Regions from separate parts of the Homo sapiens genome. Here region 2 is linked to region 1. A link is a loop called in an ENCODE intact Hi-C map of the cell type or tissue named here. Cell type or tissue: gastrocnemius medialis. All regions are shown on one strand. Each heading gives the region's core, and the rest is flanking DNA. Links, peaks and the distances in the headings are about the cores only. Region 1 overlaps PCSK6 (proprotein convertase subtilisin/kexin type 6). Region 2 overlaps PCSK6 (proprotein convertase subtilisin/kexin type 6).

Region 1 (8,333 bases), core at 31-8,030:
AAGTTTACTGAATCTTCAAGACCAAAGCAGAAAAGAAAGGCGCTTGGCATCACACATCACTCTTCTCCCCGTGCTTTTCTGCGGCTGTGTAGTAAATCTCCCCGGCCCAGCTGGCGAACCCTGGGCCATCCTCACATGTGACAAAGGGCCAGCAGTCTACCTGCTCGTTGCCTGCCACTGAGCAGTCTGGGGACGGTTTGGTCAGACTATAAATAAGATAGGTTTGAGGGCATAAAATGTATGACCACTGGGGCCGGAGTATCTATTTCTACATAGTCAGCTACTTCTGAAACTGCAGCAGTGGCTTAGAAAGTCCAATTCCAAAGCCAGACCAGAAGATTCTATCCCCCGCAGCGCTCTCCTTTGAGCAAGCCGAGCTCTCCTTGTTACCGTGTTCTGTCTGTGTCTTCAGGAGTCTCATGGCCTGAACGACCACCTCGACCTGATGCAGAGCCTTCTGAGGAGAGGCAACAGGAGGCATTCTGTGGCCAGCCAAAAGGTACCCCGATGGCCAAGCAATTCCTCTGAACAAAATGTAAAGCCAGCCATGCATTGTTAATCATCCATCACTTCCCATTTTATGGAATTGCTTTTAAAATACATTTGGCCTCTGCCCTTCAGAAGACTCGTTTTTAAGGTGGAAACTCCTGTGTCTGTGTATATTACAAGCCTACATGACACAGTTGGATTTATTCTGCCAAACCTGTGTAGGCATTTTATAAGCTACATGTTCTAATTTTTACCGATGTTAATTATTTTGACAAATATTTCATATATTTTCATTGAAATGCACAGATCTGCTTGATCAATTCCCTTGAATAGGGAAGTAACATTTGCCTTAAATTTTTTCGACCTCGTCTTTCTCCATATTGTCCTGCTCCCCTGTTTGACGACAGTGCATTTGCCTTGTCACCTGTGAGCTGGAGAGAACCCAGATGTTGTTTATTGAATCTACAACTCTGAAAGAGAAATCAATGAAGCAAGTACAATGTTAACCCTAAATTAATAAAAGAGTTAACATCCCATGGCACAGGAGCCTGTATTTCTTTCCACGGCACACAAAATGAAACATGAGTGCTGACCAAGTGTTAAGTGGACGTTACTTTAACTGTGGTTTCAGATCTGTTTGATGTCATTACGTGGAAGGTCTTCTTTTGAGCTTTAGCAAATGTTGATGTAAGGAAGCAATGGAGGAAATCCCAGATCCCAACCCCAGAATGTCACTGGGCAAAGAGACCCCTTCAGACCACGTTAGCCTCACTGGGAGGAGGTTCTAGAGCCTCTCCAGATGTAGGGGCCCCTTCCATCTGTCACGGGGGAGCTCCCCAGAGCCCAGACTGCCTCTTCACCGGTTGCTGCCAAGTGTGATTGAATTAGGTTACAGCTTGTCTTCTATGCAGTGGCTGAAATCCCTGAACCCATGGCTGATGCACTCCTTGGGATGTTTACCATGGCCTCTCTGTGAAGTCAGAAGCTTGTACTTGCTAGGAATCCTTTGGCTGCAAGTAAAGGAAACGCACCAACTAGAAATGACTTAGGTGAAAACAAGAGTGGGTGAGGGGCGTTGTTTTGAGAATCCAGAGTGGATTCAGAATTTCAGGGAGGGGTGCAGCAGAGCCTTGGGAAAGCTGGAGCCGGCATTAAATGTCACCTGGACCCTCTCTGTACGGCAGCACTGCCCTTCTCTCCATGGCCGCCTTCTCCAGTTGATGGGACAAATGACAAGACCTCCAGCATCTTCCAGGTAAAACTGGTACAAATCCAACCCCTCAGGCCAACTTTCTGGGTCTGTTTCTTGGCTCTTCTTTTCCCAGGGACAGGACTTGGTCAGCCTGCCTTACATGGGTACTCTCCCTGTGTCATCAGCTGTGGCTACAAGGACAGGCTTGTGCAGCAGAATATGGCTGCAGGGAGCTCTGCAGCAGAGGAGGGGAGCAGTGTGCAGCTCTCAGAAGGCAGGGCAAGTCACACAACCCAACAGCTGGCCACCACAAGCACCAATTGACCAGAGTTGTGCGTGTGAGGCAGTGAAGGAATAAGTGTGTTTGGGATGAACATTCAACCCCTTGCCCCGCCCATGAGACCGACCTTGAATTAAAAGTAACTTGTTAAGTGCTGCTGGTGCCAGGCAGCCTTTTAGACCCTAGAGCCCAGATACCAGCAAATCCGAGCTGCCCACTGAGAGCTTACAGTCTACCATGTTTGCAGCTGAATCAGAAATAAACTCCTGGCCGGGCATGGTGGCTCACACCTGTAATCCCAGCATTTTGGGAGGCCGAGGCAGGCGGATCACCTGAGGTCAGGAGTTCGAGACCAGCCTGGCCAACACAGTGAAACCCCATCTCTACTAAAAATACAAAAATTAGCCATGCGTGGTGGTGACACCTGTAATCCCAGCTACTCGGGAGGCTGAGGCAGGAGAATCGCTTGAACCCAGGAGGTGAAGCTGCAGTGAGCCAAGATTGCACCACTGTACTCCAGCCTGGGCAACAAGAACGAAGCTGCGTCTCAAAAAAAAAAAAAAAAAAAAAAGGGAAGAAACTCCCTTTATCTCCCAAAGGGAGATACAACTACAGGAAAGCCAACCAGGCAGCCTCGTCGAGTGGCTAAGCCAGGCAAGCCCAGCTTGGGGCTGACAAGTCGGGTGGGGAGTTGAGAAGTTGTTCACAAAGTCCTAATGACTAAACTCCACCTTGTTGAAAGAGACCAACTACATATAATGTCTGCTCACAAGTGGTCCGACCTTGAGGTTAAAATTGTCTGGACTCTGGCAGGATATGTGTATGGATTTTAAGTGACAGGATCATGGATCACCTCCTCTAAACCTGTCATTTCCCAGACAAGGACACTGAGACCCACAGAAGTGAATGCCTTGCCTGGGGCTGCACATTGGCAAAGTTGCTCCCCACCGGGCCCAGGGAAGGAAGCTGGCTGGCTGCAGGAGGGGCGTCGTTCTGCAGCTGCCCAAATGCAGCCATGATGCATTTGTTTTAAACTAGCTTTATTTTCAGGGGGTGATGTTTACCTGACCTTATCCCCAAATTCTTTGGCACCTCACAGTGGACCCCATGTGTACATCCCCATCCCTCCCAGGCCACTACTGACTTTGTATCTTGCGACTCTTCAAAGGACTGGTGAGAATGGCACTTTGTACAGAAGACACACCTGAAATGGGAGGGGGGGTGGACAGAACTTAAAAAAATAAAAGGGCCAGCCACAGTGGCTCACACCTGTAATCCTAACATTCTGAGAGGTTAGAAGCAAGAGGATGGCTTGAGCCCAGGCATTTGCAGCCAGCCTGAGAAATAGAGCGAGACCCTGTCTCAATCAATCAATCAAAAACGACAGAGATAGATAGATAGATGATAGATTGATAGATGATAGATAGATAGATAGATAGATAGATAGATAGATAGATAGCAACATGGTCTAAATGAGTCTAGGAGTGGAGTGTCCTTGAACTTGGGGAGACCACCCTCCACTGCATTTGCATTATTGATACTATGGCTGGAGAGGGCCTTTTGCCTAAAAGCTTGGAGTATGTTGGGGCCCCCGAGAGCAGGTGAGGGCCAGAGGTTCAGATCAGAGGATGGAAAAAGGAGGTGGAGAACAGGAAAGAAAAACATTTTAATAAGAACAAGCAGGGGTGATGGAAAGTATACACCAAGGCCATTCTCTAGCATCTTAAGGTTCTGCCCAGCCAGCTGGGAGGCCACTGGGCACTGGCTGCTGGGGGGAAAGGAAGAATCTGCTCCCCTACCCCAGCCTTCACTGTTGCTTTCCTCGCACGAACCCCAGACTCTATCCTTCCTGGTTGGCTGTTTAAGTCCTTTCCTGACACCCCAGGCTTTGTGGCTTATCTGAGCACAGAACAGCATCCTTAGATGGTACAGCACTGAGCACCCACCTTAGATCCTAGGATTCAGTCCCACCATCCAAAGCCCCTCACCACTACAGACCAGCCACACTAAGGGTGACCAGATATCTTAGACTCCCTTTTGAAACAACAGGAACCAAAGTGCCCAGGGCAGAGAACATCCTGTTGCCAAAATAGTGGTTCTCAACCAGGGATGACTTTTGTCTTCCAGGGGACATTTGGCAACGTCTGGAGACATTTTGGGTTGTCACAACTGGAAGGATGTACTCACATCCAGTGGGTGGAGGCCAGGAATGCTGCTAAGCACCCTGCAATGCACAGCAGCCCCCATGACAAAGAACTGTCCAGACCAAAATGTCAATAGTGCCGAGGTTGAGAAATTCCGGCCAAAAGAAATGGAATCAAAAAAGAAAATTGTTTGCAACTTCATAGAGATACCCTCAATGAATAAAACCACATATGGTTTGACTTCTGTCCCTGTTCCTATGCTGAAGGGAAACTTGTACAACTTTCCCTTTTTAAAGTAAAGAGATACCACCCCACTCTTTTTTTTTTTTAAACACAGCAACAGAAGGGCCCCAAGTTAAAACCAGCTCTCCAGCCTAAGGACTCCACCTGGTGGTCCTCTCTGGAATTAAATGAAGTTGAGGTTTTATTTTGTTTAATTTTTTCATTATTCAGTTATTTTGTTTAACATTTTTAGTTATTTTGTTTAAATTTTTAGTTATTTTAACTTTTAAGTTATTTTATTTCTTAGTTATTTTAACTTGTTATTTTAATTTTTTTAGTTATTTTAACTTTTTAAAGTTATTTTAATTCTTTAGTTATTTTGTTTAACTTTTTTAGTTTTTTTAGTTAAACAAAAGTTGCAGTGACCGGGGCAGGTGTGATGGCTCAGGCCTGTAATCCCAGCACTTTGGGAGGCCGAGGCAGGGACAGGGGGCAGGGGAAATCACTTCTTAGGTCAGGAGCTCAAGACCAGCCTGGCAAACATGACAAAACCCCGTCTCTACTAAAAATATAAAAATCAGCCAGGCATGGTGGCGAGCGCCTGTAATCCCAGCTACTTGAGAGGCTGAGGCACGAGAATCACTTGAACCTCATGTTATTCCTCATGAGGCGGAGGTTGCAGTGAGCCGAGATTCCGCCACTGTACTCCAGCCTGGGCAACAGAGCGAGACTCCATCTCAGAAAACAAAGAAGTTCCAAGTACAATACAAAGAAATTCCCTCCCAATTTGAGAGTAAGTTGCCGATATACCCTATGACCGCCCCCCCCCCGCCAATACTTCAGTGGGTATTTCCTATGAACAACGACATTCTCCGGCACAGCCATCAGACTCAGGAAATTAACATCGGTATGTTATTACCATCAACCCTCTGACTGAATTCTAGTTCTGCCAGTTGTCCCAATAAAGTTCTTAGCAAAATGGTCTGGTTTAGAAACACACTTTTCACTTAGTCATCATGTCTCTTTAATGTTCTTCCATCTGGAACAGTTCCTCAGTCTCCTTGCCTCATGATGTGGAAGCTTTTAAAGACTATAGGCCAGTTATTTGTAGGCTGCCCTTCGCTGTGCACTTGTCTGAGGGTTCCTCACGTTTTGAGTCAAGTCATGCATCTTTGACACGAATCTCACAGGCTGATTCTGTGTTCTGTCTGCATTCTAGCAGGGAGTACACGATCTGTTCCATTATTGGTGATGTTAACGATCATTGGTTAGAGTTTTCTTCCGGGCTATGAAGTGATGCCTGCCAAAGCATATCCACTACCACCGCTGTTCAACATTGTGCTAAAGATCCCAGCCAGTGTAACAGGGCAAAAAATACAGAACCAGTATAATAATTGGAAAGGAGGAAATAAAACTATCTTTTTTTTTTTTTTTTTTTTTTTTTTTTGAGACCGAGTCTCACTCTGTTGCCCAGGCTGGAGTGCAATGGCATGATCTTCACTCACTGCAACCTCCGCCTCCCTGATTCAAGTGATTCTCGTGCCTCAGCCTCCCAAGTAGCTGGGATTACAGGTACGTGCCACCACACCCGGCTAATTTTTGTATTTTTAGTAGAGGCGGGGTTTCACCATGTTGGCCAGGCTGGTCTCAAACTCCTGACCTCAGGTGACCCACCCACCTCAGCCTCCCATAGTGCTGGGATTACAGGCGTGAGCCACCACGCCCAGCCAACTATCATTATTCTCAAATAGCATGGTTATGTATGTAGAAAATCCACAAGAATGGTTACAGATAAACTTAAGTAAATTTCACAAGATCGCTGGATGTAACGCCAATATACAAAAATCTGCTGTATTTAAATATATCAAACTAATGATTAGAAAATGGAGTTTTTAAACAAAAGGTACTATTTACAGTAGCATCAAAATCTATCAAATATCTAGACAATCTAGTAAAGGATATACAAGGCCTTGACACAAAATCTGCAGGATGCTGCTGAAATTAAAGAGTGCCTCAATAAATGTAGGGCTATAATATGCCCATTGATTGGAATACTTCATATTGTAAAGATATTAATTCTCTCCAAATTCTTCTACAGATCCAACACACTACAAATCAAATCATGGGTGCTTTTTCACATATATCTATAATTTATGTTCACATGCAAAGGATTAGAATAATCAGATAACTACTAGATAATCTGAGAAAAAAATGGGAGCTTTTTTTGAGGGACAAATACCAAGTCTTTTTCTAAAGCTTGTATTCTGCAAGGATAGCTGACTAAACCCATGGAAAAGAACAGCTAGTTCAGAAGCAGAGGCCCTCACATATTTGGACACTTGATTTTTGAAAAGAGCTGCTCTGCAGAGCAGTGGGGGAGAAGATGGTCTTTTCAATAAATGGTGCTGGGTCCACCAAATATCCATATGGGGAAAAATATATCTTCTTCCCTACCTTAGACTATGCACAAAAATCTAGGCCAGAGAGACTGCAGATCTAAATGGACAAGGTGGAAGAAGAAAGCTTTTAGAAGAAAATATAATTTTGGAGTAGGCAAAAGTTTCTCACAGCGTACTCGAAAACTATTAGCTGTATAGGGAACGGTTCATAAATCAGACTGTATTAAAATGAAGAACCTCTATTCATCAAAAGATACCATTAAGAGAGTGAAAACCCAAGCCACAGGGGGAAGATACTCACTACAGACATAGCTCACAAGGTTCCTATTGAAAAAATATAAAGAGCTCCTACAAATCAGTTTAAAAATAAAGCCCAATAGAAAAATGGGCAAAACACCTAAGCAGACACTTCATTAAAGAGGTTATCCAAACAAACATAAATATATTTTTTAAAGTTCTCAATTGTGTTAGTAATTAGGGAAATACAGTTAAAACCACAATTTCATACCATTACCTATCTACCAGAATGGCTAAGATTAAAAAGACAATACTAAACGTTAGCAAGGAGTTTAAGTTGGCAACCACTTTGGAAAACTATGTCCTACTTAAGCTGAACATAAGTAAGCCCTATGACCCAGTAATTCCATCCCTGGGAGTATATCAGTATATGTGTTCACATAAAGATATATATTATTGAGTTTGTAGGTACACTATTTATAATATAAAAGAGTGAAAATTACCCAAATGTTCATCAACAGCAGAATGGATAAGTAAATTGTAAAACATCCACAATGAAATACCATATTACAGTGAGAATAGATTAACTACATCTACACACAAACATAATGTTTAGCAAAAAATATGCAAGGTACTTCATTTGCATAAATACAAAACTAGATAAAGCAAATCTATACAAGATGGCAGGATAATGGTTACCCTTGGGGCAAGGGTGGTGACTAGATGAAGACAGGAGGAGGGCTTCTGGAATGTGGCAATGTCCTGTTCTTACGAGGATGCTAGTTGGTTGGGTGTGTTCAGTTTGCATTCTTCTATATGTATATCATACTTCAATAAAAGTTCAAGGAGAATCATCTCCGGGTGGATTGCAGAACTAAATGTGAAAAGCAAAACAATCGTCTAGTAGACCACATAGGAAAATATGATGGGGGTAAGGGAAGATTTCCTAAGGCACATGCACATGCACACACACCCAATCCACTAACCTAAAGAAAATAATTGAACTACATAAAACTTGGAAACTTCTCAGCCAGGCGAGGCGGCTCACGCCTGTAATCCCAGCACTGTGGGAGTCTGAGGCAGGTGGATCACTTGAGCTCAGGAGTTGGAGACCAGCCTGGGCCACATATCAAAACCTTGTCTCTACAAAAAATACAAAAGTTAGCCAGGCCTGTTGACCTGTGCCTATAGTCCCGGCTATTTGGGAGGCTGAGGTGGGAGGATCTCTTGAGCCTGAGAGGTCAAGGCTGCAGTGAGTCCTGATGGCACCACTGCACTCCGGCCTAGGTGACAGAGTGAGACCCTGTCTAAAAAAAAAAAAAAAAAAAAAAAAAAAAAATCTAATCATCAACACCATTAAGAGTGAAAAG
Region 2 (8,333 bases), core at 222-8,221, 140 kb before region 1:
GTGTAGCTACGAATCAGACCATCTGAACTAAATCATGTGAGTGAGGATCTCTCAGCATTTTAAAATCAACAAAACACAATACTCACAGGAGATACATATATGAATCTTACCCATGAAACAAAAACTCTAAGCAATTCAAGCAAGTATTTTAATAATGAAATTAGAGATCAGGCAGGTGGATGTTTTTGTGGTTGTCATAACATGTATGTTAATGGTTACTATGAATTTGAAAACTGAGGCAGTAACTATGACTTTTTTTCCTCAAAGATTCACATGATCTTCAGGATTAAAACAAATGCGATTTGAAAGGAGGCTAACATTTTAAATTTTAACATAACCCGTATTTATTGGGTGGTTAATTATACTTCCTTTCTGCATAGATTTGAAATTAATATTTGAGAAAGATCAATCAACAGTTATGTGTCAAGATTAAAAATTTAAGATGGCCAAGTGAGCCTCCAGTGAGTTCATTCATTTGGCAGGTATTTTTGGAATACCTTCCATGTGGCTGGCTCTGTCCATAGCAGGGCCCGTGGAGCTGGCGGCAGGGCTGACAGAAAACGAAGCAGGAAATAGAAAAATATGTGATATGTCACAGGGCGATGAGTGCTGAGAAGGAAAATGAAGTTCACGTGAGAAGCAGTAGCAGCCCCAGCAAGGAACGGAGGTCATTGGTAAATCATAGTTTTAGGTCACAGAAATCATCTTCTCTTAAAAGTTAACGTATATACTAGATGTTTGTTTGGGCCCCCTGGCTGGTGCACAATATTATTTCAGCTATTTCCAGAAAATACTTAGAGTAAAGTTTTTATGGAAAAATGGGTTCTTGGTGTTGCCCCAACCCACCTGCTTCAATGACAATCAGGGCTCTTTTTGTATTGACTGAGCAGGGATCTGTTGGAGAGACGCGTTATCTCTGGGCTCTGTACCTGAATTATCCTTCTCTGGGGCATCGCATGGTGAGGGTTTTGATTTGAAGCATATGAGGAAGTGGTCCCCATGGAGCTCACCCATGGACCTGGGCTGTGAAAAGACAGACTTGTCTTGAATATATTTCTGGATTGGTTTTATAGGTGGGTGGATGGATGGATGAATGGATGGATAGATAGATACGGATAAGTCGAACGAGATAGATATGAAACATTGTGCTAATTCCATTATTCCTTCATAGCAAGGGAAGGAGTTAAGTGTTTACTAAGGGATGGCTGTGCTTGGGCACTTTACATGCACCGTCTCACCCCATCACATGGGGGTGAGATTACGTCTACTTGTGCTTACACCATGGAACATGAAGGAATGTTTTTCAAAGGGGCCAGTATATTTAATCCTCTAGGAAAAAAGCCAGATTGTAGTTGCTCCTTCCCAAAGAGTGGGGCACTTGGGGAAGGGTGGATCAGTAGAAAACTGAGCAGCAGGGAGCCTCTGTACAGGGTGCATAGGCTGATCCCGGAGGAGGCGTGAGTTCTGTGCGGTTGAGAGACCGTCATCTGTCATCTTGGAGGAAATTCTAAGCTAGGAAAGAGGTCGACGCAGCATCCCTCCACACTTTCACTTTAAGCAAGCACTTGATCTGCCGTGTGAAGAAACATCCTCATTCTTCAACTGAAGTCTTTTGAGTTGTTGAATTGCCACCACGCGGATAGTTACAATGAAAGCAAGCTGTTTGCATGCAGGAAGCCCATCTCATAAGCATGCTCTGAGAAGAGACGGGGACCGTGGATTTCTTGGTCTTCTTTCCATGAGGCCTTCCAAGAATTAATAAAGCAGATTCTTAATGGTTAGAACTAAGGCAGAGTCGAAATAGGAGACTTAATCTGTGTTTTGACTACATCCTCTGTTGTTGGTGACTATATTTTAAAACTTTTAAAGGTACTCAGGTCGACTGCTCATCCCTTCCTTCCAAAAATATTAATGGTGCACCTGCTGAGTGCAGGACCCTGTGCCTGAGTAATGCAGAGCTGCCCAGCAGGTCTCTGTGTTGCTGAGTTCTCGGTGAAGATGGGGATGGGAGACCTGTGCATGAGCAAGGCAGGCTGAGGCAGCAGAGACAGACTCTGTGGGGGGCTTGAGGGCCACCATACCCTGGACCTGCCTCCTCTCTGCAGCACCTGAGCTGCTTGATTGACCCATTTTAGGTGTGTTAAAAGTCCTATATTCAGTTTGGGTCTGAGGGCAAAGCATTCCCAGGCATTAGTTGTCTCCTCGAAGTCAGCAGAAGGAAGGATAGAGACTTCCTAGGCAAAGGCTAACGTAGCAGTTAAATTTTTTCAAATAAAAATCTCCTTCTCACAGAGCTTCTTAATAAGCTCCTGGCAAGGCTTCTATCAATGCATCCTGCCAGTAAAGAAGAAAGGAAGAAAGGTAAACAGCCTGGGCATCCCAGGCCTTCCTGGAACGTTCCTAGGATTGGCTGATTGTTTCTCATAGTTCTAATTAAATTGTTAGCCCCAGGGAAAGCACACAGACATCTGAACCGATTATGAATTCAGAATCGCAACTGAAATACCTCTGTTTAAATTTGTCTAGCTTTAATGCAAACCAAATCAATTAGCTGTCAGTCTGACTAATATTTACTCCACCCAGTCATTACAATTAAACACTTGGTGAAATTAGCTGTTTTATGGAAGTATTTAGTGTTATCTTTTATTGCAGTGCATCAGAACGTTTCCCTACGTTGGCAAAGCATTTTTATGATACCTTCACATCTGGAGAGTTGTGTAATTAATATTATTAACAAAAGGAAAAGATGATTTAATATTATTCAGAGACTTCGGAATGCGAGGCTGCCATTGTGTTCAAATGACCAAACTGGAAATGAATGTTATGGGGCTTAGGATAAAGTTCCATCAAATGCAGACGGTATCTTATTTTAATTAGTTCCAGTCCCTATTGTATAGGAGTGCTTTGATAAGTGATGGAATGTACAGTCCACCCCATGTCACATAAAAGCAGATAGAATGTACATTTGGGAAAGCAAAACAAAACTCAAGGGGGTGTCAGCAGCAGGACTCTGTTAAGCACGTGTGTGCACGCACACTTATTAGGCATCTTCTTCGCACTGATCCTGTACCGGAATGGTACAGTCATTTTCCTTGCATTCTTAATTACCTTTACTTGATGTTTTTCTTACCGTCTTTGAAAAGGGCCATTTTGCTCAGATTGCTTTGTTACTCAGCCCTGTCCTTGGAGGAACAGCCCAAGTGTTCGCAGTGTGCAGTTATCGGTCGCTGGGTTTTTCCAAGGCTTGTCATTTAAGCAAACTGAAAGCATTTGTTTTTAACTTGTTCTTTTGCCAAAAGTCTGGAGAAGGGTGGATATTACAGAAGCGTCGACCAATCACTGAAAGGGCTCACAAATTTTTTTAAAATTACTTGTTCTGATTATGTTCCAAGCTGGCTTATAGTTAGTCGTTGCTGCCTGTGTCTTCCAGACCTTACATTTTAGCATGATGACTTGGGTTCAGCTCTTTTCCTTCCCTACAGATCTCAGCCAGATTGGTGATGGAAATGGAAGGATAAAGATGTTCAGAGGGAGCCTTGGTGGCTCCTTCTAGGGCCGTAGGAGGCTTGGGTTCAATGCTTCATTTCAGTGCTTTAAAGCTTAGAAGTTGCAAAATGATTGCAAGGACCAGAGGAGGCATTCTGTTTTGTAGGATGGGACTTTGCCCCCGGAGTTTAATCAAAGCTCGGGTTTCCTTCCAGCAGTGATGCAATGTTGAAGCAGATCTTTCCATTAACCACAGATGGAATTTTATCTAACAGTTTTGTGTGCTAGAGCAATTCAAAGTGCAAACAAACAGAAAGTTCCTGACAAGAGCACATAGACAGTAAGTGACCACATTGGTCTCAGGGGTTGATGAACTGTGTCATGGGCTGAGGGCAGGGCCAGGCAGCTGCCCAGGGCCCAGAGGATTTGCCCACGTGGGGACGGTGGACTGCTCCCCCATGAGGGTGATCGAATGACAGTGACAAGTTGGCTGTTCACATTTTCAGCACCACCCAGCTGGTTCTAGTGGCATGGCTGCTAGGAATTGGTAAAAAGTTTGAATGTGTAAATTTACCTTAAAAGACAGCATTTTATTCTTTCACGACATGCTCTGCCCTTCCGCTTAGATATCTCAAAGACAATCCAAAGTCAGTATGTCCCAAACCCAGCTCACTGTCTCTGACCCTAGTCTGTCTCAGAGGGAAGCGCTCATCCGCATTCCACTGCAGTGCCAGCGGCCTCTCCTTCCCCCCTACACTTGTTCCACCTCCCGTACAACCTGGCCCTGCCATGTCCTGTGTCTCCTGCCCTAGGCCCAGCTCCTGTCATCTCTTGCCTGCACCACTGCACTGCCCTCCTTGCTGGCCTCATGTGGGCATCCTTGCCCCGGCCAGTCACCTCCCATGCTCCTGAGGGATCCTCTGAAATACGGCCACCACTGGCCTTTAAGATCCTCCTCGGGTGACTTTCGCTCTTTTTCCCTCTGCAGAGCTTTTGCACAGACGGCTCCCCACCTTCCCCTGCTGTTGCTCTCTTCCCCACCTTCCCCTCTGGGCTCCAATATCCCTGCCACCAGGAAGCCTGCTCAGAGGCTGCGGACTTGGCCTGCTCTTCTAGCAGTCGTATGTTTGTATTCTAGATCTGGCCCTAGAGTAGGAGCACACAGCAGTGTTTGTTGGGAACGATGACTAGTTCAGTTTGTTTGGGATCTGTCAGGGACAGACAGAGTCGGCAGGGGAGCTGCAGGTGGTTCCTGGGGGACCTGGATCGTCAGGCTTGGGAGGGCGTTCAGTGTTCCAGAACCAGAGGAGAGGCGATGGGAAGGCGGACTGACGCTGCTGTGCGGATGCCTCGGGAGAGAGGAACTTGGAGTTCAAAGCATGCAAGCCCATCTCTTGCCAATGCAACAGGAGGTTATCGAGGGTCAAGGCCACATATCATTTGCTTTTACTCCCTTACAAGTCCAGCAGCAACCCAGAGAACAGTAGACAATGCTTCCTGAAGCATATCTCAAGTTCCAGAGATGTGACTCCTATAAGCAAGTTGTGTGTAACATAAGCAACTTCTTTCTATGTAAATACTTTAGAAGTAAATTCTGACCCACCTTGGCTAAATTATGGAAAAATCCTAAATATAGTTTTCAGTTGACAAAGCTGTATCCTGTATTGCTGAAGCTAAAATAACAGAGGTACAGACAGTGACTGCATGTCAGACACGTTGAGCAGTGTTGGACCTCATAGTTTGTTAGTCTGCGGGGGCAGTTGTAACAAAGTCCCACAGGATGCGGGGACTTCAACCGCAGAACCGTATTGTCTCACACTTAGGAAGGTTGGAAGACTGAGATTACGGCGTTGGCAGGGTTGGTTTCTTCTGAGGTCTCTTGATCCTCACGTGGTTGTCCCTCTCTGCGAGTGGCTCTGTCCTAATCTCCTCTTCTCATGGGACACTGGCCAGATTGGATTAGGGTCCCCCGCATCATGACCTCATATTAACGTAACTACCTCTTTAAGGCCCTTATCTCCCATTACAGTCACGTTCTGAGCTACCCCGGGTTAAGATTTCAACATAAGAATTTAGGGGTTCACAGGTCAGCCCCTAACAATAGGTGAAGCTGGGCTCCAGCTGCCTCTTCTGTTGTCAGTGAGTGGAGGTGGGTGGCGGGCGGTGGGGAGAGGGGCACCTTCTGTCCCCTTTCAGCAAAATAAGAACTAACTTACAAATGAGTAGCTTTACTTTCCCAAAGAGCTTTCACACGCACTGTCCCATTTCCGTCATCGGCAGAGCGAGGACTTCCCTCTCTCATGACTGTTAAGCAGGGGTCTTCTGGCACCTGTAGTTTAACTTCAATGGAAAGAATTCAAGAAATGGTCTCTACGCTGTTGCAGTTATGGCTGCAGGGGAGGCAGTGGGGAGGGAGCTGGGCTCGCAGCTGCCTGGATGACACGGGAGGTGGTGGTGGGGGTGGCTTTCTAGGCTGAGTTAGAATGTCCTTTATTTTCTGGTTCCTCCTCCCCCTCCTCTACTGCCCGGGCTTACTCACTGGGTTCCCGCTGTGTGTTTGCCATGGCAGCCTGGGGTTTCCCGGCCCCACCCCTAGGTGAGCCAGTGCTGCGCCGGAGGTGGGCCTGGGCATCTCGCCATGATGGGCTCTCACGAAACCATGTAATCGTCTCTCACTTGTCACGATGGCCCTCTTGCCCTGCTGGAAGATGACAGCCACAGGACCAATCCCTCACTCGGAGAACTTGGATCTGCTTTCTGCCTCTGTCTAGCTTGGTTCAGTGGTTCTTAGCCATTTGGGGGAATCACAGGCCCCTTTGAAAAGCTGTTGGAAGTTGTGGGGCCTCTCGCTCTCCAGAGGAAAAAAGACATCATGCTCATGCCGGCACCATTTTGCATACAGTTCTGGGGTTTCTGGGACTCGAGCCTGTCCTTCCACTCCTTGAGGGACTGTGGGATCCAGGGCAAGATGGCTCCAGTGTGCTGCATGAATCGTCGCCTGTCAGTGAGAGAAGGGCCACGTTGCACATTATGCAGTGACGGGCACTTGTCGGGGAGTGGGATTTTTCTTTCTTTAAATTCACCAGTCAGCTTTCTCACTGAGCTCTTTAGCTGGTTGGATGTTGGCCCAGCGAGGTGCTCAGAGCAGTCAAGGTTGATGGGAATCAAGATCTAAGCGCCACAGACTGTTGAGTGCACAAGCTCTGAGAGAGGGACCGGTCCCAGCCCCTGCTTTACAGTGTGGAGGGAGAGGCCCAGGCAGGGTGCCCACCTCCCACACAGAGAGAATAACAGGCTTATTTTCTACGGTGCCCTGATTGTTCTCTCCTGGAGGAGGCTTTGGAGCTTGGTGGCTCCTGGGTGCCGAGGTATGGCCTCCGACTCCCTCCCTTGATATGCCCTGGTGGACAGTCAGGTCTGGCTTGCAGTCCCCTTGTTCTTTCACAGTTACAGAATAAAGTAACCTTCGCTTTGATGAAACCAGGGAGAAAAGAGAAAAGAAAGAGCTGGCCGAGCTGTCTCCCTTGCGTTGGCTACAACTGTGCAGAACCTGTGTGAACCTGGTGTCCGCAGCCCTGCCGGTGCGTACTTCAAAGAACCTCAGCAGCTTGACTCCCTTGATGCTGTGTGGGACCCCTGGACCGCTGGGGGAGGGTGCCTGTGTATGCCCTTCGTGGCCTTCCCTCCATCTCAGAGCAAAGACTGAAGCCCCTCTCCTTTTAGGACTCTCCAGCTCCCAAGAACTTCTAGGGGCCTTCCTGAGCCACAGCAGGGCCCCTCTGAATAGGCACAGGCTTGAAGTTAGGGCAGAAGGACATGGTGGCTTTGGGTGGACGTGCAAGTGGGAGGGATTTCATGCTCTCTTTGGTGACACTGGCTCATGAGTGAAAGTTTCAAAACACCCTCCCCTGTCGCTTGTCACACCTGGGAATGATATGTCAGCAAGCTTCTGGCCCACCTGTGGCCCACAGGGAAGAAGACAGGGCCAAGGCTGCCCATGGCTGCTCGCTGAAAGGATGCTTGGACAAGGATCACAACTCGGTGGCATGGACAGCCTGCAGCATGGCAAGCCATTTACTGGAACGCGGGCAGGGCCCCCTCCTGGGTCTCTGCTTGTTTATGTTACCCTTTAGGAACATCCTTAGATTTTACCTCGTCTTATCAACAGAGGGACAGTCAACGGATGCCTCATTTTAACTTGGCTTCTCGAGAAGGAAGCTGGAGGAAGCACACACTACAAAAGAAAGTGTTGCTGCGCACCTGTCTTGAGAAGACGATGAAGCCTTCTTCATGATTAGAACTCCCTGCCCCAGAGCGTAGCTTATCTATAACTGTGCTGCATGTTTAGCAGGAAACATACATTTGGAAAATAGAGAAAAGGATAAAAAGGTCAGAGTGAAGTTCTATCTTCAAAGTATGACGTTAAAGAAATCCTGGCACTTTCTACAGATTTGCAGAGAAAGACGGTTTCTGTTTGGGCTAGAAGTGGCATTTGGCAAACCTTGCCTTTGCCCCAAATCACTTATAGTTGATTTTCCACAAGAAAAGTCAACAGATGTCATCTAGCAGTCATTTAGACCTAATCACATTTTCTTTCTTTCTTTCTTTCTTTCTTTTTTTTTTTGAGACAGAGTCTCACTCTGTCACCCAGGCTGGAGTGCAATGGTGCAATCTCTGCTCACTGCAACCTGTGAGGGTTGCTTCCATTCGATGGGAGGGCTGGAGTTTTAGTCGCTTGGTTTGGGGCTGGTGACACACCTCTGACCTCCACAGAGTGTCCAGGTGGCTCCTGGTTTCACCCCGAGGGGGCATTGAAGGCAGAGCTTTGCATCCCAGCTGGGGATGGG

The links. A loop is a pair of places that touch in the nucleus more often than their neighbours do. Peaks named below come from ENCODE experiments on the same cell type or tissue, not always from the same donor. Only the 100,000 strongest peaks of a DNase experiment are listed, where the experiment ranks them.
Region 2: a loop joins it to region 1, with 3 times the contacts of the local background. A loop is called at or near these places in 5 of 110 quality-filtered maps.

Annotation. Positions count from the first base shown.
Region 1 is chr15:101,296,625-101,304,957 of GRCh38, reverse strand. It overlaps PCSK6 (proprotein convertase subtilisin/kexin type 6), which reads left to right. Exons shown (of 22, transcript NM_002570.5): 22 at 1-1,025. It overlaps SNRPA1-DT (SNRPA1 divergent transcript), which reads right to left. Exons shown (of 2, transcript NR_186319.1): 2 at 1-1,499. Among named protein-coding and RNA genes, the nearest start is that of SNRPA1-DT, 5.4 kb to the right of the region's middle. In gastrocnemius medialis, for the core only: a CTCF peak has its summit at 4,487 (motif pointing left); no DNase peak of the experiment used is centred there.
Region 2 is chr15:101,435,088-101,443,420 of GRCh38, reverse strand. All of the region lies in intron 2 of PCSK6 (proprotein convertase subtilisin/kexin type 6), which reads left to right. Among named protein-coding and RNA genes, the nearest start is that of PCSK6, 50 kb to the left of the region's middle. In gastrocnemius medialis, for the core only: a CTCF peak has its summit at 3,965; a DNase peak (open chromatin) is centred at 3,930; H3K4me3 peaks cover 763 bases; H3K27ac peaks cover 623 bases.